Regions from separate parts of the Mus musculus genome. Here all the other regions are linked to region 2. The links are chromatin loops, found by intact Hi-C in ENCODE. Cell type or tissue: left cerebral cortex. All regions are shown on one strand.

Region 1 (8,000 bases), 210 kb before region 2:
GAATTTACTTTTTGACAGAAAAATATAAAGGCAGGATGGTGGTAACCTGCCTGTTACCCCAACATTCAGAAATCTGAAGTAAAGGGATTGTAATTTGAGGCCAATCTGGGCTAAATATGGAGTTTCTGGAAAGCCTGAACTATAGGGCAAGACTTTGTCTCAAACTAAATCAATAAATAACTAATAAATAAACACAATGAGTCCCAGTATATCTACTTACCATTTTAAAAATATAGGATTGGAGAGATGGCTCAGCAGGTACAATGCTGGTTATACGAGCACGGGGATCCTAGTTCAATGCCTGAACCTATCTAAAAAGGCAGACTTGGTGGCAGGTTTGTAATCCCAGAGCTGGGGAACCAGACACAAGTAGATCCCATGGCTTGCTGGCCAACCAACCTAGCTTAATGGGTGTGTTCTGGTCAAGAGAGAGAGCCTTCTCAAAACATAGTTCCTGAGGAATGACAAGTAGGTTTGCCCTCTGTCCTACACACACACAGACGCACACAGATGCACACAGACACACACACATAGACACATGAACAGATACACACACAGACAGACACACATACACACACACAGATACACAGATACACATGCAGACAGACACACACATACATACACACACAGACAGACAGACACACACACATAGACACATGAACAGATACACACACAGACACACATACACACACACAGATACACAGATACACATGCAGACAGACACAGACACACACATACATACACACATACATACACACATACACACACACACACAGACACACACACAGATACACAGATACACATGCAGACAGACACACAGATACATACACACACAGACACACAGATACACACACAGACAGACACAGACACACAGATACATACACACACAGACACACAGATACACACACACACACAGACACAGACATACACATTCATACACACACAGATACACACAGACACACACACAGACACACACAGACACAGACACACAGGAATATATGCAGTCACATGCACAACTGTACCCTCATGTAAACATGAACATAAGCATACATACGCAAATAATAACAATAATAAAACAAATTATAGGCTGCTGATGTAGCATGGTGGCAGAGTCTGGTATGTATAAGGCCCTGGGTTCAAGCCTTAGCAAAGGTAAACCAACATGCATATATGTGCATACACACACACATACTATGGCTTGAAAATGGGTAGTAGTTTCCAAAGACCACTGTGTTAAAGGTTTAGACTCCAGGAAAGTATTATTGAGAAGTGGGGAAACTGTGAGGAGGTGAGGTTTCATAAAACCTTCGGTCCTTGGGTCACTAGAAACATGTCTTTGAAGGGGACTCTGGGACCCCAATATCTCAGTGTCTTTCAGATGTAGGAGGATGGCCTTGCCACATCTTTTCAGAGCCGCAAAGATTAAGGCCATCTGGTTCTAGGCTACCTACCACTTGTAGAGCTATAAGCAAAAATAAACCTTTCCTCTTTGTAAGTCGATTGTCTCAGGCATTTCGTTACAGTAACATGAAGCCCTCTGATATACCTACTATTCGAAGAGAGTTGAAATCTCCTGTGTAGCCTCCTTCCTCATTTATGCCTTTATATTTCCACTGCATAGGTCTCTGTCTTGTGTAAACAGTCATTTTGGAGCAAAACAAATTTCAATTTAACAAAGACTTCGTTTGTGGACATTTATTTAACTGGCTGACATTGCTTAACATTGAAGAGACTAGCCGAAAGTCAATGCCAGTCAAGGCTGGGAAGACGTTTCCCACGGTGCTCGAGTTTCGCTTCTGTTGAAATTATTAACCGACTGCTTTGGAATTTTTGAAACGTCACTTTTCTGCTAAGACCGGGTATAGATTTTTCTGAACTTCCCAAGTTCTTAGGAGAAACACTAGTATTTTTAAGTTCTTATGTAATGAATTCGATGATTTATTCACTGTAAATATCACCCTGCTCTTCGCTTCCAGGACTTCTGCTGACGGGGCGGCTGTTGCATAAGCACCCCGTAAAAAGGCCCTGTGGAAACGGGCCTGTGATAAAGAGAATGTTATTTCAGTAACTCGCTGCAGGACTCCTGGGACCAATTTATGTCTCTAGTTACATAAGCAGTCCGGTTTGCTGCGATCCTTGGACCACCACCGTGGGCACCTGGAAGGGCTGCTGTGAGCGCATAAAAGCCAGCTCAGCTGGACACCAGGCTTAGAGATGGCTGCCCACGGGGCTGGATGGAAATGTAAAGGCCAAGTGGAAATTACAAACCCAACCGTGAGAGGCAGCCAGAGGGGGCTGGGAGTGGGGACGAGGGCGCTATTTTAGGTCTAATGAGAGGAGAATTTGAAGCAGAAAGGGCAGGACACATTTGGACAGTAGGTGGCGCAATATCGTCCTCGTGTTGCTAAGAATTAGACCTGGAGGTGATGAGAGGAGTCAGGTAATCCAGGAGCAAACTCAATAGACAATTGCCGTGGAATGCATACATTTACACACACACACACACACACACACACACACACACACACACACACACACACACACACAGAGAGATATGCTTAGAAACCTGTGGATAGAAGTAACAACCCTACTGTAAAACTTGAATGCATTAATGCTCTCAGTGTAATTGTCCCCTATCCCTCCACGATGTTCCCCGGAAGTGCTCTGTCTACTCAACAATGGACCAAAGTGCTGACTGAGTGCATCACATCCCAGACACTTGCTGTTGACACAGGAGAGTCCTGTGCTCCAGGTCCTCTCTGAAGGGTGTGCCCTTTAACGGAGAGAGGACCTCATTCTTGGTGCAGCCACCATGCCATGGAAAACAGATGCCCATAGCCGGGGAAACCTGGCTGGCTTGAGGACCGCCCTGGCTTTGTTCTGGAATGGGTGGAGGTTTGCTTCAGCAAGAGTTTGGGTTCTTCTACTTGAGATGCTGGCGATACGGAAGAATCCAGAGAGGACAGAGGGAGTTTGGGAGAACAAGGCTTGCCCTTCTGGGACAGATGGCCAAAGGCCAGCCACAGCAAGGAGATTTGATCCAGTGTTAGACCTGCCGCTCAAAGGCTAAACAGAGCGTGGGACCCCTAACGGCAGAACCTGGACTAAATGGTAGGTAACCAGGCATCTTGTGAAAACGCAGAGTGGGTGAGCCAGGTAGTTCAATTTTAAACTGAAGCAAGGAGCTCAAGAACTAGACGTGTCCTCAGAGAGAAGCGAGTGTTTAGCAGTTCCTGGAGTATCTAAAGGAGGCCGATGCAGAGCAGAACAACGTGGATTATTCAAGAGATCTAGAAAAGGAAGGTGTCAGCATAGTGCCGCGTGTGTGCGTGCAGCAGCATCACCAGAGAGCTGGGCCGGCGCCACATTCTGGGCTCTTGTAACTGTATTAGCCTTGTGCACTATGCACAGAGCAGACGGAAAACTGCCCCGAGGACTTGAAATTAATCTGTGTGGAATAAACATATTACACTGGATGCTCACAGGTACACGGTCAGTTCAGATAGGTAAGGCAGGCAGTACAGAGGCCAGCAAGATCAGAACTGGGGGAGGGCATCAACAAATCCAGAAAATATGAATCCAGTGTGGGGACGCGGACCTGCCCTTCCCCTTTGCTTGTATGTCACAAAAACTGCACGTTTCCTGATCACAGAGACACCCTCTTCCGACCTCAGCTTGCGGTGAGGACGTGGACTACCACACGGTGGCGCTGCCGTCTAATCGTTTGTCTCTTAGGTCATCCCGTTTGTCGTGATGGCCACCACGTGTGCGTTGACCGCCTCTTCTTCTTGTTAGCTTACAGGCTAAACGAGATCTGGGAGCCACCATGAAAGGGAGAATTCTCCCTGATGGAGTCGCAAGATTCCGGCCCTCGTCGCAGTGACATTTTTCTCTCATTGGTATGCGTGCTCTTCAGTCCCTCGGGACATTTCAATGATAGAGGTCAGCACAATCAACAAAGTCATATACTGTCACTGCTGAGGTCAGATTCCGGGCCACGGGAAGGCCTTCGGGTCATTTTTATTTACTCTGTCTCTTTGTTAGCGCAGAATTCTGAAGCTCTTACTGAGCTGACCCTGGTTGAGAGCATCGTGGCTTGACTTCCTCTTCTGCCCAGTCTTGCAGCTGATCCTGAGGGTACTCTTTAATAAGCACACTGAAAACAAGTCTGAAGCACCGCCATTATTTGAGAGAATGAAGTCAACACTCAAAGAGAAGCGGAAACCAGAGAGAGAGAGGCTGGGCACAGTCAACCGGAGAGCCAACTCTAATGCAGGCTTCCTGTGGTTTGACTTGTAACAACCAGATGGTTCACGTTTGAAAATATTCTGTCTCCAGGCTGGTTTGAGCCGGCTCTTTAAACAGATAAGAGGCGTCTGAACACACTGTATGGGCTATTCTTAAATATTAGTTTAAAGGATCCCTCGATTTAGACAGCTTGTTGAAATTCTTGTCTGATAGCACATACAAGCTACTTGAACATTCTGCATTTTGATTTCTTTTATTTTCTTTAAACTTTTTTATTATTAATTAACTTACTCATCTGTGTTGAGCCAGGGTCTCAAGTACCCCAGGCTGGCCTTGGACTTTCTATATAGCTGAGGATGGCCTGGATCTTCGGATCCTCCTGCGTGCTGGGATTACCGGCACGTGCGACCATACCTGCTTTCTGGAGAATAGGGAATTGAGCTGTGGACTTTGCACAAATTTAGCAAGCACTCTGCCAGCTCCCCCAACCCCAACCCCAACCCCTCACCCCAGCCTTGCTTGGTTTCTTCAGTGCTGAATTAACACTAGCAAGGACCTACTTCATGGCACTATTGGACGAATTAGATGAAGAAATACACGCAGGTTGCCTGGAACAGGGCTGGACACATTAGGAACCTCTTCAAGTTATTGGCTCCAGGTTCAGGTCACCCGTTACCTGGGACTTTCTAAGAAATACCTTTGCTGCTCTGAGGATTGGTAAAATCATGGCAAAAGATGACCAAGAACTCGTCTGGAGTTCCAGGAGGCGAATGCCTAAGGGAGCGAACTCAGTAGCAAGACCGAGGGACTCTGGCACAGGGGGGAGCCTAGGTCTCCTCAAGCTGTCCTTGGGCGGTGCTGCCAGCACCATATGCAAACAAGGTTCTGTCTTCACCAAAGCTGACTCTCCCCACCCTCACCCCCAAGTAGTACATTTCTGCAACATTGGCTAAACAAAAAAGGGCAACGAGAATGCACCTGCCAACCGCTAGCCTGAGGTTTCCGTTGAGCAGCGTTTATGGGGCAGTATATTATAGAGCAGGATTTTTTAATAAGCTATTTTTAAATAATAAATGAATATAGATTGTATAAAATCCCGTTGATGAGGTTGCTGTGAGGACAGCAGTCCTCCAAACCCCCCACCCCCTTAGGTTCTACGCCAACAATCATGATGCCATAAACAATTCCATTACTCCTTATTTATGTACTGTATCCAGTCTTGGTGTTTGTGTTGTGTTGTGTTGTGTTGTGTTGTGTTGATTTTTGGCTTTGGTTTTGTGTTGAGACAGGGGCTTTCTATGTAGTCCTGGAAGTCACCATGTAGCCCAGGCTGGCCTTGAACTCACAGAGATCCATCTGCCTCTGCCTTCCAAGTGCTAGGATTAAAGACCAAAAAAGATTTTGTAATGACGAGTTAATCATAAATCCTTTACAATTCATTCGTTGACTTAAAACATGAAATTTTAAGTTTCCTCTAGTTAATTCCTCATTTAATCTTATAAATTTTATATTTTTTAACCTTGAAAATAAATAAAAAAACATCACACACCAAAATTAACCAGGTCTGAATCTGTACAACTCTGTGAACTTCTATACAGCCCCGCCCCTCAGATGGAAGTACGCCTCCTGCCCCGCCCCCTCAGATGGAGGTGTTCATCCTGTCCCCATTTGCTGAGATTACTCACTTGGGCCACCATGTGCAGCCTAACTGCTTTTAGTAACTCTGAAAAAGTTGAATCAGCAGGATTTAATCAGAACCACAACATTACTTGACAGAAAGATCTAATACAAAGATTTTTTTTTTTTCAACAGCTCTGCCTGTCCTGGAACTCTATGTAGACCAGGCTGGCCTGGAACTCACAGAAATCCTCCTGCCTCTGCCTCCCGAGTGTTGAGATAAAAGGCGTGCGCCACCACAAGTGGTTTCTTCCTTCCTTCCTTCCTTTTCAAAGGTGTTTTGTCTCTGCATAGTCTTAATAGTATACCAATGATGGCTTTGTAGTACATGTCATCTCTAACTGAAGGGGTTACTGTAAACCAGGGTTTCCCGGCCCTGCTATTGGTGCTACACTGGATGGAATCCCTTGTAGGAGCCTATCCTGTGTATAGTAGGGTGTTTATTTCAAAGCATTTCAGCTCACCCAGCAGATGAGAGCAATGCTCCCTCACCTGCCCTGCGCCTCTCCAACTCTTGGCAAACGTCCCTGCCTTAAAGTTAACTCAAATGAGCGAAGGTGGGGAGCAGCTGCCACCCACAGCGCTCGGAGAGGAGAAAGAGAAGAGGCCGGAATTGCTTAAATTAGAAATCTGCTGATGCTCGTTCTCTGCATCGGGCACGGCGAACCCAGTGCTGCCAAAACTGCACACCGGACTCCACTGTTACTAGAAAGGGGGCTGCGGTTTGTGGGACAAGTCTGCGCTCTGCAACTGCGGCGGCCCTGACCTCTTCGGCCTCCCTCGAGCGCCCCCTATAGGCAGAGTCTCGCAGGGAGCCAGCCTGTAAGACGTCTTTAACGGAGGGGAATGGCTAGAATTGGTTCTAGTGGAGACTGCTGAAATCATTCATATATTAGCCCACGTGATTCTCAAACTTTAAAGAGCTAACCAACCACTAGCCCGAGGCAAGGCTGGAAATCTATGCGGGAATAACGGGAGATCACGGCAAGTTTGAATTTATGCCTGTGGAGAGAAAAAGCGCTTTTACATACTTAAAGGCAACAAATTAATCACGTTTGCCTAGTGGCTAATCCTATCCTCTGTGAATTGAGTCTTACTGGTCATGTTCTCAGCGTAACCTTACTTCCGATCTTAATCTTCCGATCTTGTCTTAATCCATCTGTGACCACTGTCCCTAACGGAGCCAGAGGCTAGCTCTCCGAGACTCCCAGAGCCTGCTGAATTTGACTTTTTGTCTTTGCTGGTTAAATGTTTCTTTCTCCCACAAGACTTAATGCCTCGGCAAGAATAGCGTTTTATTGATTTTTGTTTGCCCACAGTCTAACTTACTAAGTATTCCTTAAAAGCCTAATAACGGATGAACTGTCTGGAAGAAAAAGAACAGAAAATATAAATGTGTTTGCAAACAGGCATGTCCCAGGGACAGCCTGGGCTCTCAAGATGGCAAAGGAATTAAAACACTTTAAATGAGCCGGGCGTGGTGGCGCACGCCTTTAATCCCAGCACTCGGGAGGCAGAGGCAGGTGGATTTCTGAGTTCGAGGCCAGCCTGGTCTACAGAGTGAGTTCCAGGACAGCCAGGGCTATACAGAGAAACCCTGTCTCGAAAAAACAAACAAACAAAAAACACTTTAAATGGCCAGGCACAGTGGTGCATACCTTTAACCCCAGCACATGGGAGGAAGAGGTAGGTGGGTCTCTATGGGTTTGAGGCCACCCTGGTCTGCAGAGTGAGTTCCAAGTCAACAAAGGTTAAATGGTGGTGGTGGTGGTGGTGGTGGTGGTGGTGGTGGTGGTGGTGGTGGTGTGTGTGTGTGTGTGTGTGTGTGTGTGTAGAAGGAGGAGGAGGAAAGATGGGGCATCTGTGTGCCATGTTATCTGTGTGGAGACTTGTGGGAATCCATTCTCACCTTCCTCTGTGTGAGCCGGGATCAAACCCAGCTTATCAGGTTGTACAGCAAACGCTTCTACTGCCAACCCCTCTCAGCTGCCCTCTCCTCAGCTCTTCTGCCTTTTTCAATTCACTCCTTATTTTCCACTCCTGCAGAGCCTCAGGCTGGACCTGCCCAGTGCAGT
Region 2 (8,000 bases):
AAAATTCTCAACAAGAAAGTGCTCACATAGCTGGGCATGGTGGCGCACGGCTTTAATCCCAGCACTTGGGAGGCAGAGGCAGGCGGATTTCTGAGTTCAAGGTCAGCCTGGTCTACAGAGTGAGTTCCAGGACAGCCAGAGCTACACACAGAAACCCTGTCTCGAAAAAAAAAAAAAAAAAAAAGAAAGAAAGTGCTCACATGATGGGTGTATTGGACACACAAATGGCCTCACAGGGATGGATACACAGGATAACACACACACAGCAAAGTAAACATTAATTCTGAACAACAACAACAATAAAAACCTGGTGGCCGATGATACGACTCAGCCGGTAAAGGCACTTTTAATCCTGATCGCCTGAGTTTGAGCCCGAGGGCCTACAGGTGGTGAGAAAAAATTGATTGCCACAAGTTTATGTATCAAGAGACACAAATCTGTCTTAGCCAGTTAAGAGTGACCATACCACCGCGTGGTGGTGGCGCATACATACCTGCCTCTGATCCCAGCACTTGGGAGGCAGAGGTCAGCCTGGTCTACAGAGCGAGTTCCAGAATAGCAAGAGCTACTAGGAGGCTGAAGTAGGAATACAGCTGAGGGCCTAAGGCCAGCCTGGGACTGTGTGCCCACAACACAGTCTGTCTCACAAACAAACCAAACAAATACATTTAAGTGAATAAATAAGTCCGCTAGATAAGCAGACCAGTAGGGGCTGACGCGACCGCCACTGCAGTGTTCTCTAATTTACCGATGAGCTCTGTTATACCCTAGCCTGTGCCCATTTCCCTTTCCATGAACTGCTGGGGGGAGCTTGAGGTTAACATCTGGATACACTGCTTGCTGCTTTGGGAGATAAATGTTTTCAGTGGTAGACTTCCTAAGTGAAAAATAAATACTAGGTATGTATTAATTTATAGTCAAGTGAAAAGAGGTGTTTCCATCACATTGGTTAGTAATTCTGGGACACCCCCCCCCCAGTGGTTTCAGGATTTGGGAAACTCTGTACCCTGTATATGCCCAATGCATAAAACCAAGAGAAGCCTTCCTCCACCAGCCACAGACAGAACCTTGGGAAAATCATCTTTTTATCTTTCTTTCTTTCTTTTTTGGTTTTTCGAGACAGGGTTTCTCTGTGTAGTCCTGGCTGTCATGGAACTCACTCTGTTGACCAGGCTGACCTTGAACTCAAGAAATCTGCCTAACTCTGCCTCCCAGGTGCTGGGATTAAAGGCATGTGCCACCACTGCCTGGTTGAAAATCATTTCTTGATGTTATTTTCTCAGCACAACAGAAAAAAGCGAAGTCTAAAGTGAAAAGTGAAATTCCCATGATGCCCTTTTCACTCCGTGCCACCTCCTCCCCTCCCAATCTGCTGCAAGATAGCAATTCAGAAGGCACATTGTGCAGAGAGGATTGTCTGATCCGCGGGGCACAGATCCATGGCATGCTTTCAGGCTTTCAAGGGGGAGCTATTTTCATTACTATTACATAGGCAGACTTTCAAAGACCCAAGTGTCACTCTCAGAACTCAAAATGTTTCTGGCTAGTGAAAAAGAAGAAGTGTTCACTGGGAACCCTTGTTAAGATGATGTCTGCAAACCATCTCCACTGTACAGTGTTTTGTAGTGGAGACACTTAAAAACTATTGCTCTTCAAAAATTTGATCTATGCATTTATTTATGAATGTATTTATTTATTTATTACAGTAGTGTGGACCACACCTTTTATTTTATTCAATTACAAATTGTAACCATGACGATCGTTTGACAGCGCCACATCATCCGGGGTTTGTTCAGTGAGACCCTGGAAACTGCCTTCCCTGGAATTTTTGCTATGAGCGCCTCTTTCTCTGAGCACTTCTTGCATTTCTGGCTGTTTGACTCATCTCGTTCTTTTCCTGCTTTAGATCGGGAATAGCCATTTCTCCAAGGAGTCCTGGTTTCTTATAATAAATAATGATGTTTTAAAAATAAGTTCTTGGGGTGGGGGAGGCTCCGAGGACACACACACACACACACACACCATGGCATGCTCCCCACTCGTACCCCAAGATAAATGGAAAAAAAATACCTGGGACTCAGATGTCATTACTTCCACGCCCTATTGGTGGGGAAACCTAGAGGATACAGACATTTGCACTACACTTATCCCCAAGTCTTTTGAATTGAAAATACATCTATACCAATACCTCCATCACAGAATTCATTCTAATTTTTTTCCTTTTCCATCACTTAAGTTTCTTCTCAATTATCAATGTGCCATAATCGATATCCCAACATGACCCTGCTGTATAATAGATACCCTGCCCTCAGGCTCCTCCGTCTCGGTGGGTAGGGGGCTGCATTTTCCTCCATTACCTATGTCCCTTCTCTGAGGCACTATGCCAGGGATTCTCAACCTGGAGGCCCAATGACCCTTTCACAGGGGTTATATGTCAGATATTCTGCATTTCAAATGTGTTCATATTACTATACATAATGGTAGTAAAATTAGTTATGAAATTGCAACGAAAATAACGTCATGGTTGGGGTCACCACAGCATGAGGGGCTGTTAAGAGGCTGCCACATTAGGAAGGCTGAGAAGCACGGCACTATGCCAAACCTCTGTCCTGAGAGGAAGGAGGGCTCATGGTTGGTTGGTTCACTGTGCATCTTTCCTTTTTGAGAAAGGGTCTCCCTGTGATGCTCAGGCTGGCTAAAACTTTTTATCGTTTAGTTGTTTTGAGCCCACTCCATAACCTAGTCTGGTCTTTGAACTCTCAGCAAACCTCCTGCCTCAGCCTGTTGAGTGTTGAGGATACAGTCCTAGTCCACCATGCCCAGCTTGGCACTTCCTATTTAGCTCAGGCTAGCCCTGAACACTTCTGACCTCTGCCTTTTGAGTGCTGGGGTTATGAGTGGTTACCATCATACCTGGAAGATTTCTTCTCTGTTGTTCCTTTCCACATCCCAGACACCTAGAATAATGAGTGGAACGTGGTAGACTCTCATTACAACACGTTTTTCTTATTCTTCACTCTCCCATGATTCCAGGACAACAGCTTGAAGAAGACTAGGTCATACCTCAGGGCTGTGTAAATGTAGAGCAGAGACCAGCCATAAGAAATGTCACATGGCCTTTCCCGAGGAGGGAAGCAAGAAAAGACCAAAGCATCAACTGGACCAGAGTCCATCTTGGCAAACCGGTGAAACTACTGTGGTTACTCATGAGAGTATGGGTGAGGGGCCCCTCACAGGAACAGGGTTACCTCAAAGGCAACTGCATCACTGAAAAGCCCAGGCCCCAGTGGGTGGTGACTGGACATCCGACAACCCTGAGCTTGCTGGGTGGCTCTCAAGCAGCTCAGTAGGACAGAGTCTCCCCCAGTCAACTCCACAGGATGAGCACAGGCTCTGTCCTAGACTTCTGTCTCCTCCCTTCCCCCAATCATCCCTTCCTGCTTCTTTAACCTTGGGGGGGTGGGGTGGCGGCTCGTGTATCTTGTTAGCTTCAGAACTTCTTGAGCCTGTGAGTTGTTTACTTTCCAAGTCTCAGGAACCTCCTGTCTCCTTCCTGGAGGGAATGTCTCCCTTAGAAGCTCTAAGCTTATATCAGGTGATCAAGGAAGGGGAATGACATTTAGATATCAATTAAGAAACAGAGTTAGGACATACTCAAGAGCTGCCAGGACAACCTCAAAATACGGGATGACTATAGAAACAGCCAAGATTATCAAAAACAGGGGCTGGCAAAAGTAAAGGTACTTGTTATCAAGCCTGATGACTTTAACCAGATCTCTAGGACCCACATTCATTCTCTCTCTCTCTCTTTCTCTCTCTCAATAGATAATACAGTGAAAAAAAATACTTTTATTAAAGATTAGCAAAAATTGGGGGCTTAGTGGTTAAGAGCACTAGCTGCTTTTCCAGAGGACCTGAGTTCAATTCCCAGCAACCACATGGTGGTTCATAACCAATCTGTAGTGGGATCCGCTGACCTCTTCTGGTGTGTCTGAAGACAGCTACAGTGTACTCCCATACATAAAATAAATCTTTTCTTTAAAAATTAGCAAAAATTGATTGACCATGCTGTTAAATTCGCTTCTCGGTCTCCTGATTATTCTCATTGATTAGTGCTGTGCCCAGCCTTCATCAGAGAAGTTTATTGCAATGAGCAGTGGTTAATGCAGAAACCCAAAACTAGCCAAAACGCCCAGGAATAAGAGATGGTGGTGTGCTTAGCACTATTCGGGACAGTTGTACCACTCCTTCCAAGATTGGGGAATATTTCAGGGTATAAAGAGCCAGAGAATGGAGAGACATGTATCAAAAACGACACCTTCTGGCCACAACGTGGCCATTGCACTCATGAACTTACTGCAGCTGCGGTTATCTGCATAGGACCTGCGATTGCATGTTAACATTTCAACATGGATGGCGGGAGGGGTCCAGGGGCCTCACCCTTCCCAGAGGGACTATTGAAAATTCATGACTGTTTGGGAAAGAGATGCCATTTTCTTTAGTAAGGTACCACTGATAAATTACTCTTGCTTCGGTAAAGAATCCCACATCCATAGTAGGACAGGAAACGCCAATTAAAGCCAATAGGTCACGAACTAAGAGGGCATGAAAGTAGGAGGGGGGCTTGTTGGAAAGAAGAGTTCCAACTGGGGAAGGGTATGAGAGAGAAGAATGGTGAGTGAAAATAAGAACATGACCCTCTTAGGCATGGTTTAGGAGGTTTTTACTGTAGATAGGGAGAAAACAGATTCCCGACGAATCTGGAAAAGTCAGACTGAACATGGCCAGCAGAACAGATTGAGCCATGAAGAGCGGGAAGTGGAGTCATTTCTGTAGTGCCATCATGTTGGCCTTGGAAATCGAACTCAGGTCACAAGGCTTGGCAGCATATTCTTTACCAAGCCCACGCCCAGTTATCTGACCTGCCCAATCAGAAGCTTTGATTCCAGAGTCTATCATCTTGAAGTGTGTGGGGTTATCTCAACCCTAAAGCTACAAACGTTCACCATTTTGGTGCTTCCCTACCCTTAACTTCTGCCTAAAATTTATCCCCATCTCTCTTTATCCGCTGCAACAGCTCATCAGGCTCTTACCGGGGAAGGCTGCAGCCTCGCGCGTGCGCACTGTCTGCCTGAGCCCGTTGCGCATGCGCCGCCGCCCTCCCCCGCCCTTCCGCTCGGCTCTCCCAGCTCGGGGCTGAATGGCCGACCCCGACGCGGCGCGTGTGGAGGAGGTGGCTGTCCGGCTCCCCGAGCCCAGGCGACCCGCCCTCCTCCGGCTCGTGAGGGGAGCGGCTACCCCGCCGGCCTGAGCTCTCTCCCTGGCCGCCGCGGCTCCTTCCCGGGGACAATATGTTCAAGAGAATGGCGGAATTTGGACCTGACTCCGGCGGGAGAGTGAAGGTCAGTGCGCAGGCGCGGCGCGCGGGGCGGAAGCTCGGCGCTCATTGGGCCCCGAGTCCTCGTCACCGCCTCCGCACCGCCAAACACAAAGGTGCCGGGGTGGCTAGGGCATCAGTCGCAGACCCTGGATAGGCTCGTCCGTCTTGTCGTTCCCGAAGCCCCGTGCTGATAAAGTCAGCAAAGAGCGCTTAGCTTCGTTCGTGTTTAGTGAAGGTTGCTTAACACTGGACGTTGTGACACTCAGTTCCCTCCCATCTATATGTGTATTATTAATAGGGGTGGAGGTAAGAGAACGACTTGCAGGAGTCGGTTGTCAGGTGTCACCATGTAGGTGTGCTGTCCAGCCTGAGCTGCAGTCGTCTCTTCCCTGTGTGCCATCCCTCCAGCTCGCCACCCCCTCCCACCTTCCTACATCTGCTGGTTACTTTTTTTTTTAATTTTAAAATTTATTTTTATGTATATGAGTACACTGTAGCTGTCTTCAGGCACACCAGAAGAGAGCATCAGATCTCATTACAGATGGTTGTGAGCCACCATGTGGCTGCTGGGAATTGAACTCAGTATCTCTGGAAGAGCAGTCAGTGCTCTTAACCTCTGAGGCAGCCCTGCTGGTTATTTTTTAAGGTACCGGTTCAGGATGCTCTCCCCGTGCCCCTAAAAGGGGCTTCTACTTACAGATCTTATCACAGAAAGGATTTTTTTTTTTCCTTAAAAGAAATCACATCAGTCTACAAAAATTTTAAAATCCTCATCGGTGTCATATTATTTTTATTACCTTAATCATAGTGTCTATATATCCATAGCTGCCTTAACAGTATATGTAAGATGAGAAATCATCGAAAATCCTAAAGCCCTGAAATGCAATAGAAAGAAATACCAGGTAAAAGTCTGTGTTAGTATAAGAGGCTTTGTAGAGCTGTGCATTTGCCCAGGGTTTTAGGTAAGGCTTGGGGATGGTAGGAAGTGATTGCAGAGCAAAAGGTTCATGGGAAAACTCTTCTCTACTTGCACAAGTTAAATCTGGAAGTTTGTAGTTCAGGATAACTTGAGAAAGTTAGGCCTGTAGTCCTCAAATTGAGTTTCCTCCTTAGTAGCTGGGGAAGGGGTGGGGGTGAGGCAGGAACAAGATAGGCCCTTGAGAGGCCCAACCCAAGTGGCCTGTGTGTTCCCACTGTCCCCATCTCCTAGGCCATTCAGCTGTGAGCTGATCAGTATGCTAATCCCTTGGTAAGGTGCTTCTGTAGTCCAGGCGCCTCTCAGCCGCCAGCTGGGGACCAGCAATAAGCCTTTTGGGGGAGGGGGTACTCCATACCCAAACTGTATGTGCATAATAAGGATGACAGCAGAAAATGCTTGCCCTGAAATTCTCTCATAAACCGACCTTGGGTTTTGTGCTGTGCTTTGGTAAACACTGCCAGAGGCTAATCTAAAAGCCTTTCCCAGCCAGCAGAGCCGGTCACAATGGCAACTTGAACTCAGTAGCCTAGCTTTTAGGTTTGTGAAGGCATTTTGTTCTTCTCTAATCAAGTACTCAGGTGCTTTTACATGCAGAGCTCAGCAGGTAAAAGGCTTACCAAGTCTGATGACCTCAGTGCAGGCCTCAGGAAGGTGGAAGGAAGAGAATCTATTCCTTCAAGTCATCTGTGACCTCCTCATGTGCTGCACAGGGCGCCCAGCGTGCACACAAACACCCCAAACAACCCACTTTTCATGTGAGGACTGGGAACCAAACTGTAGCCTTCTGCAAGAGCAGCAAGCTCTTCAACCCCTGAACCATCTCCCCAGCCCCTCTCGTGGGAAGCATTGTGCCAACGTTAGTGAATGTGACGCTGGCTCGAGACGCCTGTTCTAAGTCAGCCCGTACGTGGTTAGACTGCGGCTCCCTAAACCAAGTCGCCGCGGCTCATGGTGTTTATCCAGGTGCTGGTGAAGTATTTACTGATTTTCAGCTTGCTTTTCTTTTAGGGGGTTACCATCGTTAAGCCAATCGTTTATGGCAATGTTGCCAGGTACTTTGGAAAGAAGAGAGAAGAAGACGGGCACACTCACCAGTGGACTGTGTACGTGAAGCCCTACAGAAACGAGGTGGGCATCGCTTTTCCCGGAAGGAGTGTTTGCGGTGCAGTCTGTTTAGTTGACAGTAAACTGAAATTGTGTATAGTAACTTTCCAAGTATGAGGTGGGTCCATTATAGACTCCCACCACTAGCCCCATCAGAAACAATAAAATGAAGCCCCTCATCTTCATGTAATTAATGAATCGGGTTTTCAAAAATGTCGTCTGAATAAAATTAAGATAAGGGGCTGGAGAGGTGACTCGGCAGGTAAACACGTGATACTCTTGCAGAGGACCTGAGTTGGTCCCCAGCACCCACGTACGGCAGCTCACGGGGATCCAGTGCTTCTGGCCTCCCGGGGCAGCCGTACGCACATACCCACACCCACACATGTGTACACACATCTGCACAAACGTGTTCACTTATGAATGCGTACATATGTATGGGCGGTCTTTATCAAGGGTGGGGGAGGAGGAAGTTGGTGCCTGCAGGCAATGTGAACAAAAAGTCCTGAGAGAAAGGGGGGGGGCTGTAATTCTGTT
Region 3 (8,000 bases), 110 kb before region 2:
GAGTGACATGCAGATCAGCAGGTGCAGGCATCATGGCTCTAGACTTGTCTATGGGTAAACATCTTACTCTATCTGGAGAAATTAGGTGTTAAAAAATAGCTATTGGACTTTATGGCTCTTTGCCCTGAGGTTCAGTAGGGATGATCTAGAGGGGGAGTGGGTTGACTTCCCAGGGATTCACTGTGCATCTAGGAATTACAGATGGCCGTTTCAACAATTAATTATGGTCTATGTCAAAAGAGAGATGCAGTTTACACAGGTGATCTCAGCTGCTACTGTTTCCTAACATCAAAGGCAAAGCCACTGCAGTAGAAAGCACACTGACCCAAAAAGCTCTTATTTCATTGAAAATGTCTGTTTATAATTTCCCACTATACCCAGCTTAATTAATGGTTTAATACATGGGGAAAATGATGGGAGAATTCTGGAATTTTAGTTTCTTTAAAGATAGAAGTATAATGGTTTTTTGTTTTAATCCCAGGTATTGGGATATGGAGCTGTTTCAAACTGACCACAGCAGCATACTAATTTGTGCTTTAGCAGAGGTGTGATTTTGTCAGCTCCAGATAGTTTCTGTGATTGTGTGACATTTGGGATTCTGGGAACTTTTCAGGCGGTGTATGAATGCTAGGGCGCGGAGAGGCAGGGTTGGTGGTTGGTGGTCATTCAGCGGGGTTGGTTGCAGTTTGTTAGTCGTCTTGCTCAAAGAAGAAACAAAAGGAAAGAAATTAGGTCCAGGAATCTGCCCCCCCCCCCCCATCCTTCTTTCTCAATCCCTCAGGGCAAAGGGCCATAAACTCCAATAGCTATTTTATAACACTGAATTTCCCCAGATAGAGTAAGATGTCTAGCCATGGACAAGTGATAGGTTGTGAAATGGGGTCAGGGTAAAGAGTGGGAAAAAGAAGAACCACAGTGTAGCAAAGAAGACACAAGAAAAGAGAAATTAGACTCCGGAATCCTCTGTCCTCTCTCTCCTACCTACTGATGGCAGTGACGTGGTATGGGTGGGATAAAGGGTGGGAGGAAGAACCCACAAAGTAGCAAAGACCCATTATACAGGCTCTCATTTTAAGGTTTTGGTTTTTAAATAAATCTATGCTGTCCCAAGTTCTGAATAAAACGTTAAGTGTCTAGACTCAATACATACAGGAGATTAGGTTGCTCTTAGCCCTAGGTGAAAGTGTATAGATTTTGTCTTCTTGAACCAGGAAATGAGATACTTCTCCAGTGACAGGCGTGAAGAATGTGCAATGAAATGAATGTACGTAGAAAGAAAGAAAGCATTGCGCTACCTGAGAAAGGAGGTAAAGACTAACACGCTGGGCCGTCTGGAAGGAAGTGGGAACCACATATACTGACCACTTTCTCAGCACTATTGTACGAGCATCGATCCTGGAGTCAAGGGAGAATGTGGCAGGAATTATTTTTTAGGAATCATTTGCAAATACACAATGTGAACTACTAGAATCAAAAACTGAGCAAACTCAATGTACAGAATCAGTTTAGAAACCAATGTAGCTAATGTAAAATGTGAAGTCCTTTCTGCTGGAAGTGTTAAACTTACCGGAAGTCAGTCAGATGAATGAAAATTATTGCACCTGCTTAGTTAGGAAGAGAGAGTATTGTAATACAATTTATCCTAAGTTAGTTAAATTAAAATCCCAAGGGATTTTGTTACAGAGTGTAACAGCCTGGCTCAGAACTTTATCTGGGAGTTGAGAGGCAAATGAGTACTAAGAAGATAGAGACAAGGTAGGACTTGTTTAGCCAGGTACCATGACCTGCACTAAGTAGGATAGTCCAGGCTCAATGCATTAGTAGGTAGATTACAGAAAACAATAGGGACAGACAGAAACCATTCGTGTGAAGCTGACTTGTGGTAGAGTGGGAATTGCTGAAGACTATTCTGAGAGGCAGATGTTACAACAGGATATTTAAGTCTATAGAAATAACTCTGGGGGGGCCAAGTAAGTACTTGATGTTAGAGGCAAAATAAACAAACAAACAAACAAACAAACAAATAAAATAAGTAAATAAATGAATGACCTTGCATTTCAGAAGTTTGGGTATTTCGTTTGCTTATTTGGACCAGTTTTACATTGTAGCCCAGGCTCCCTTGAAACTCACTTTGTAACTCGGGCTGGCCTCTTAATTCCTGGCAGTTTTGAAACTGACATTGATGAGCTACCACAGCTGGTGCAAGAGAATCTTTTTAATACATAATAGTAAAAAGGGCAATTTTTAAAGTGGAAAGAGGAGGGAAGGTCCTATACCGTGAGAAGAATATTTGAAATACACAACTCACTAAAGACTAATGTTTATAACGGGGCTGAGGCTACAGCAATAATAGAATATTTGTGCGCATAATGACCTAGGTTTGGTCTCCAGAGTAAAAGTGGGAGGTTCTTCTTCCTGTCCCCGAGCTCCCAGGACGACAACTCTGAGACTTAAATTATCTTTACAAACACCTTGGCCATAAGCTTTGCCTGTTCCCGGACTAGCTCACGTATTAATCATGCTGTTTTTCTGTTGTATGTTCTGCCACTTGGCTTCACGCAGGAGATACTTACAAGAATAGTTTTGTAATATCTTTAAGAGGGGAAAGGGGAACAACTCAAATATTCAGAATAAATCGTACAGTCATATGATAAAACATTTTGTAGCTTGATAACAACTTTTAACTAGGTATACATATATATATGCATATATATATATATGTATATGTATGTATACACACACACATATATGAATCATGAAATTATCTTGACTTCAAGAAGTTAGGAAAATCCTCAGTATTCCATTTATGTACGTTCCCAGAAAGAAAATTGCAAATGTGTAGGGGTTTTGTATTAGGAAAGTAGTGCAAGAAAATGATTAACAATTCAGCATGTTAGTAACAGGGCAGGGAAGTAGCGGGATGCAGCCAAGGAGATCCACAGAGACTACACATGTGTTCTCATCTTCTATTGTACTGCTTGGGCTGTAAATAAACATTTTCACACACATGCATGTGAATGCACACACATGCATATAACAGTACAATAACCTACTATATAAAATGTATTCTAGACAATTTAAGCTTCTAGTATGCCTTGAAAATGGTAGGAAGAAATCTTAAATATTTCTCCCAAATTATGACAAAAACAGTACTTTAAAACAATGTTTTGCTCAGAGAATTTAAATGTGAAGAAAGATAATGTAAGTTAAAAAATGATTTAAAAGTTACCCTTGTGGGGGCTGGAGAGATGGCTCAGCGGTTAAGAGCACTGCCTGCTCTTCCAGAGGTTCTGAGTTCAAATCCCAGCAATCACATGGTGGCTCACAGCCATCCGTAATGAGATCCAATGCCCTCTTCTGGTATGTGAAGATGAAGCCAGCGGCAGTGTATTTACATAAAACAAAAAAAAATAAATCTTTTTTTTTTAAATCACCCTTGCTTTGAATTTTTTAATTTCAAATAAAATCAAGGAATATGTTTCTTAGTAATGAGATTTTGATGCTGTTTTTCTTTTGGAGTAGCCCTAAGGGTATTTTTCACCTATCACTGGGTAGAGGAAAATTCCAGTGTTAGACTAAGTCAGGACACGTGCAGGTAAGGGATAGTAGGTTTAGGCCAGTGGTAAGTAAGTCTAACGCCTCAGGTCCCACGTGATGCCTCAAAGTACCAGCATTCATTCTCTCGGACAGGACAGTGGACCTAAACATGGCTGTTGTTCACCATGAGCCTCTCCTCAAGCACACTGCTGGGAAGTGTTCTCCTTGAGCTGACGCTGATGAATCTTACTCCTTTGTACCTGACCGTAATCTTTCTGGGCCAGACCATTTCTTTCCTAGAAGAGTCTATTTGTTTCCTTCCTCCTGCTTCTTGTCTTCAGATACTCCTTTGAGTCCAAGCACTAACAGTTATGAAAGGAAAATATACCCCAGTCAGCAGTACCACACGCAGACACTAGGTGCAGCTCTGGTGCTGGGATTACCATAGCATAAAGTAACCTGAATTGAAATCTTAGCACATATCTATGTTTAAAGGACACGTACAAACCCAAAGAAGTCACCTTTCCAGAAACCATTTTCGAAACACCCAGATTCTCTAGCCAGGTGATGGGAAGTTTTCTATATAAAGCTAGACCCTAAAGTCTGGGAAAGATGGTTGATTTCTTAAATACTGAAATCTCAACAAAAATTCCTAAGACAGAAGTGGACAAAATGACCTGTGATGATTAATCTCAATTGTCAGTTTGAGATAGGACTTGGAAATAAGACTCTGGGTATGACTTTGAGAGATTATCTTGATATGGTTAGTTGAGGTAGGAAGACCTTCCCACACAGGGTAGCGCAATTCCATGGGTTGTGGTCCCATGTTGCATAAAAAGGAAAGTAGCTGAACGCAGACATTCATCTCTGCTTTCTGATTGGATGCAATGTGGTCAGCTTTGGACTCCTATCTTTTGTCCTTTATGATGAAAGGTGGGCCAAAAACAAACCCTTTGTCTCTTCGATTGTTTTTGTCAGGGTACTATTATTACAACAGTGAAAGGTAAGACCCTCATTTAAACAATGGGCTTGGAAGATGCCTTGGTTGGTAAAATGACTGCTATACAAACATCAAGACCTGAGTTCAAACCCCCAGCACCAGCATTTTAAAAAATGGCAACGGTGGGTAGGATGGGGTGGGGTAGTTGCTCATGTTTGTAACTTTAGCACAGGGTTGGGAGGCAGGGCAGAGCTTTCTGGTCTGCCATTCTAGGTAATCAGTAAGTACTGAGTTTGGTGAAAGATGAGGTGGAGTACACACATGCATGCATACCATCTTAGGGTTTTACTGCTGTGAACAGACACCATTATCAAGGCAACTCTTTTAAGGACAGCATTTAATTGGGACTGACTTACAGGTTCAGAGATTCCGTTCATAATCTAGGCAGAAGCATGGTGGCGTGCAGGAGGAGCTGAGAGTTCTCCATCTTCATCTCAAGGCCACTAGTAGAAGACTGGCTTCCAGGCAGCCAGGAGGAGGGTCTCAAAGCCCACCCCCACAGTGACACTAACTCCAACAAGGCCACACCTCCTAATAGTGCTATTTCCTGGGCCAAGCATATTCAAATCACATTCCACACCCTGGTCCCCATACGCTTGTTCAAACACATTAGTCTGTGAGGGCCATACTTAAACATAGCATAATGCAAAATACATTTAATTCAACTTCAAAAGTCCCCATTGTTTATAGCACTCTCAACAAAGTTAAAAGTTCAAAGTCTCTTCTGAGATCCATGCAGTCTCTTAACTGAATCCCCTATAAAGTCAAAAATACTGGACCAAAGCAGGACAGAAAACCAGCTGGGCAAGCTTCACATCTCTGTGTCCGATGTCCGAGCGCTCCTCAGATCTCCAACTTCTTTCATGCTTAGTCACTACTGTTGGCAGATCTGTCATTCAGCAGCAACAAACTTCTTTCTCTTGGGCTGGTTCCATTCCCTGTTAGCAGCTTTCCTCAGCACGCCTCACACAGCTCTGATATCGCTTACAACTTGGGATATCCAAGGCAACTTCCATTTTACAGCTTCTTATTCCAGTGTCTGGATCCACACAGGATGATCTGGGCTCCTTCAAAGAGCTTGGGTCCCTTCTCCAGTACTGTACAATGTAGCACTCTAGGCTCTGGTTGACTCGACTCCACTGCTGCTGCTGTTCTTGGTAATCATACCATGATACTGGCATCTCTTAATTCACTGGAAACTTCTGCTGCAACTAGGCTTCACCAGTAGCCTCTCATGGGCTCTCTTCATGGTGGCAAGCCTCAGTTTCTTTGCATGACTCCTTCAGTCCTGGGCCATCAACTGCAACTGAGGCTGCACCTTCACCAGTGGCCTTCCCTGACCTCTCACAGTGCCAAGCCTCGGCTGCTCTCCATAACCCCTTCATACCTTCAAAACCAGTACTACCTGGGTAACTCTTACACATTACCAGCTACTGCTGCAGCACGAGGTACAGCCTTGGTTATCTCCGGAACACAGCTTCTTTGTGCTCCCAGAAAACACTTCCCAGAAGATTTTGCTTCGGTGACGCTGGTCTCTTCTTAATCATTGCTAATTTCTTAGCTTCAGCTAACCAGCATCAGTTGTCCCAGAAGCCCTTTTTATTTTTGACTCTAAAGCCAGAAGAGCCACTTGGCTGAAGCTGCAGAGTTCTGCTTGCTGGAACATGCCCCATTGTTCTATTATCAGCTTTCTGTTTTCTAACTCCTTCACGGCCTATGCTTGGCTGTCCTGGAACTTGCTTTGTAGATTGACCTTGAACTCAAAGACCTGGATGCCTGTCTCCTAAGTGCTGAGATTAAAAGTGTGGTCCTCCATGCCTGGACTTAAGCTATTCTCTATTAGAACTTGCTCTGGACCTAAACTTAGCTGGGCAGGATCTTGCCCCAAAGTCTCCACTCCGGTGATCTGTTTATCTCCTTGAACATAGGACTTAGCTCCATTGCACTTCTTGGTGCCCTTTTACTCTTTGAACCATACATTTTGTATTTTTTTCTTTTTAAGCTTGCTATTTTTCATTAAAAGACTCTTCATAAGAATGTACTATAGAGACGGGCATGGTGGCGCACGCCTTTAATCCCAGCACTCAGGAGGCAGAGGTAGGCGGATTTCTGAGTTCGAGGCCAGCCTGGTCCAGGACAGCCAGGGCTATACAGAGAAACTCTGTCTCGAAAAACCACACACACACACACACACACACACACACACACACACACACACACACACACACACACAAAGAATGAACACATCAGAATGTATACCAGGGGCTGTTTGGAGACTTCTTTGTCAAAGCAATCTAAATCTCTTCACCTTGGCCTCAAGCAGACTCTTCGGACAATGGCAAAAGGCAGCCATACTCTTCACAAAAATATCACAACAGCAGTCTCTAGGCTACATACTAAAAGTCTTGTCCTCTGAAACCTCTTTGAGTTATGGCCCCACAGTTCAAAACATGCTTAGGACCACTGTCCTCTATGCTCCTAGTAGCACGGCCCATTAAACCGCACTTAAAGCATTCTGCTGCTGTACAAAGTTCCAAAAGCCACATTTCTTCAAACAAAAGTAAGCTCAGGCCTATCACAGCAATGCCACTTCTGGTACCAACTTCTACCTTAGGGTTTTACTACTGTAAACAGACACCATGACCAAGTCAACTCTTATAAGAGTTTCCTTAATTGGGGCTGGCTCACAGGTTCAGAGCTTACAGGCCCATCAAGGTAGGAGCGTGGCAGCACCCAGGCAGATATGGTGCAGGAGGAGCTAAGAAACCTTCATGTGAAGGCCACTAGAAAACTGGCTCCCACATGGTTAGGAGAGTCTCATTGCCTACCCCCACAATGTAGGCCTTCAACAAGGCCACACCTTATCTAAGAAGGCCACACTTCCTAACAGTGCTACTCCCTCTGGGCCAAACATGTTCAAACCACCACATGTGCATGTGCACACGCACACGCTCGGGCACACACTCACACACACACAGCAGTTTCCAGAAGACAACTTGAAGAATTCAAAATCATCACAAAGATGCTTTATAAGTTTAAAAGCATGGACGACTAAGAAAAATCAAGAAATTCAGTATGAAGAAAAGGAAATGTCAACAAAGAGATAACTATAATAAAGAGCAACCCAGTTATGGAACTAAGGAATATATTCCTGCATTGAAAGTTCTTGCCTTAGTAGCAGATTTGAACAGGTATGTATTAACTTTGTATAACTGTAACAAGATATGGGTATCAATTTTTTTTAATTGGCTTACAATTTTCGACGTTCCCACTCAAGTTTAGATAGTTCTATGGCTTTGGATCTCTGGCGTTGATACTGAATGGCCATGAGATGCACATTGTATGGTGCACATTGTTAGGAGCCATCTAGGATAGGCTAAGGCCACCTTCCTGGAGGTGCTCCACCATTTTTGTATGGTCTGCAATGAGTGAGCTTGATGGCAGGGTCCCAAAGAGACTTCAT

Evidence for each region. Hi-C counts contacts between places; a loop is a spot of excess contacts. Peaks named below come from ENCODE experiments on the same cell type or tissue, not always from the same donor. Only the 100,000 strongest peaks of a DNase experiment are listed, where the experiment ranks them.
Region 1: it touches region 2 in a loop (6-fold over the local background); 16 of 42 quality-filtered maps call a loop at or near these places.
Region 3: it touches region 2 in a loop (2.0-fold over the local background); 4 of 42 quality-filtered maps call a loop at or near these places.

What each region holds. Positions count from the first base shown.
Region 1 is chr10:117,431,290-117,439,289 of GRCm38, reverse strand. No RefSeq gene overlaps it. Among named protein-coding and RNA genes, the nearest start is that of Gm32141, 12 kb to the left of the region's middle. In left cerebral cortex, CTCF peaks have their summits at 2,347 (motif pointing right), 3,699 (motif pointing right) and 6,728 (motif pointing left); DNase peaks (open chromatin) are centred at 3,705, 4,189, 5,909, 6,564 and 5 more places; H3K4me3 peaks cover 579 bases; H3K27ac peaks cover 1,635 bases.
Region 2 is chr10:117,221,661-117,229,660 of GRCm38, reverse strand. It overlaps Yeats4 (YEATS domain containing 4), which reads left to right and starts at 5,154. Exons shown (of 7, transcript NM_026570.4): 1 at 5,154-5,402; 2 at 7,368-7,487. The coding sequence starts at 5,352. It overlaps Gm31963 (a long non-coding RNA gene), which reads right to left and starts at 5,175. Exons shown (of 4, transcript XR_872061.2): 1 at 5,094-5,175; 2 at 2,914-3,070. In left cerebral cortex, CTCF peaks have their summits at 4,125, 4,325 (motif pointing left) and 5,924; DNase peaks (open chromatin) are centred at 4,435, 5,181 and 5,381; H3K4me3 peaks cover 1,863 bases; H3K27ac peaks cover 1,191 bases.
Region 3 is chr10:117,326,669-117,334,668 of GRCm38, reverse strand. No RefSeq gene overlaps it. Among named protein-coding and RNA genes, the nearest start is that of Lyz1, 38 kb to the right of the region's middle. In left cerebral cortex, a CTCF peak has its summit at 3,943; DNase peaks (open chromatin) are centred at 3,932 and 5,466.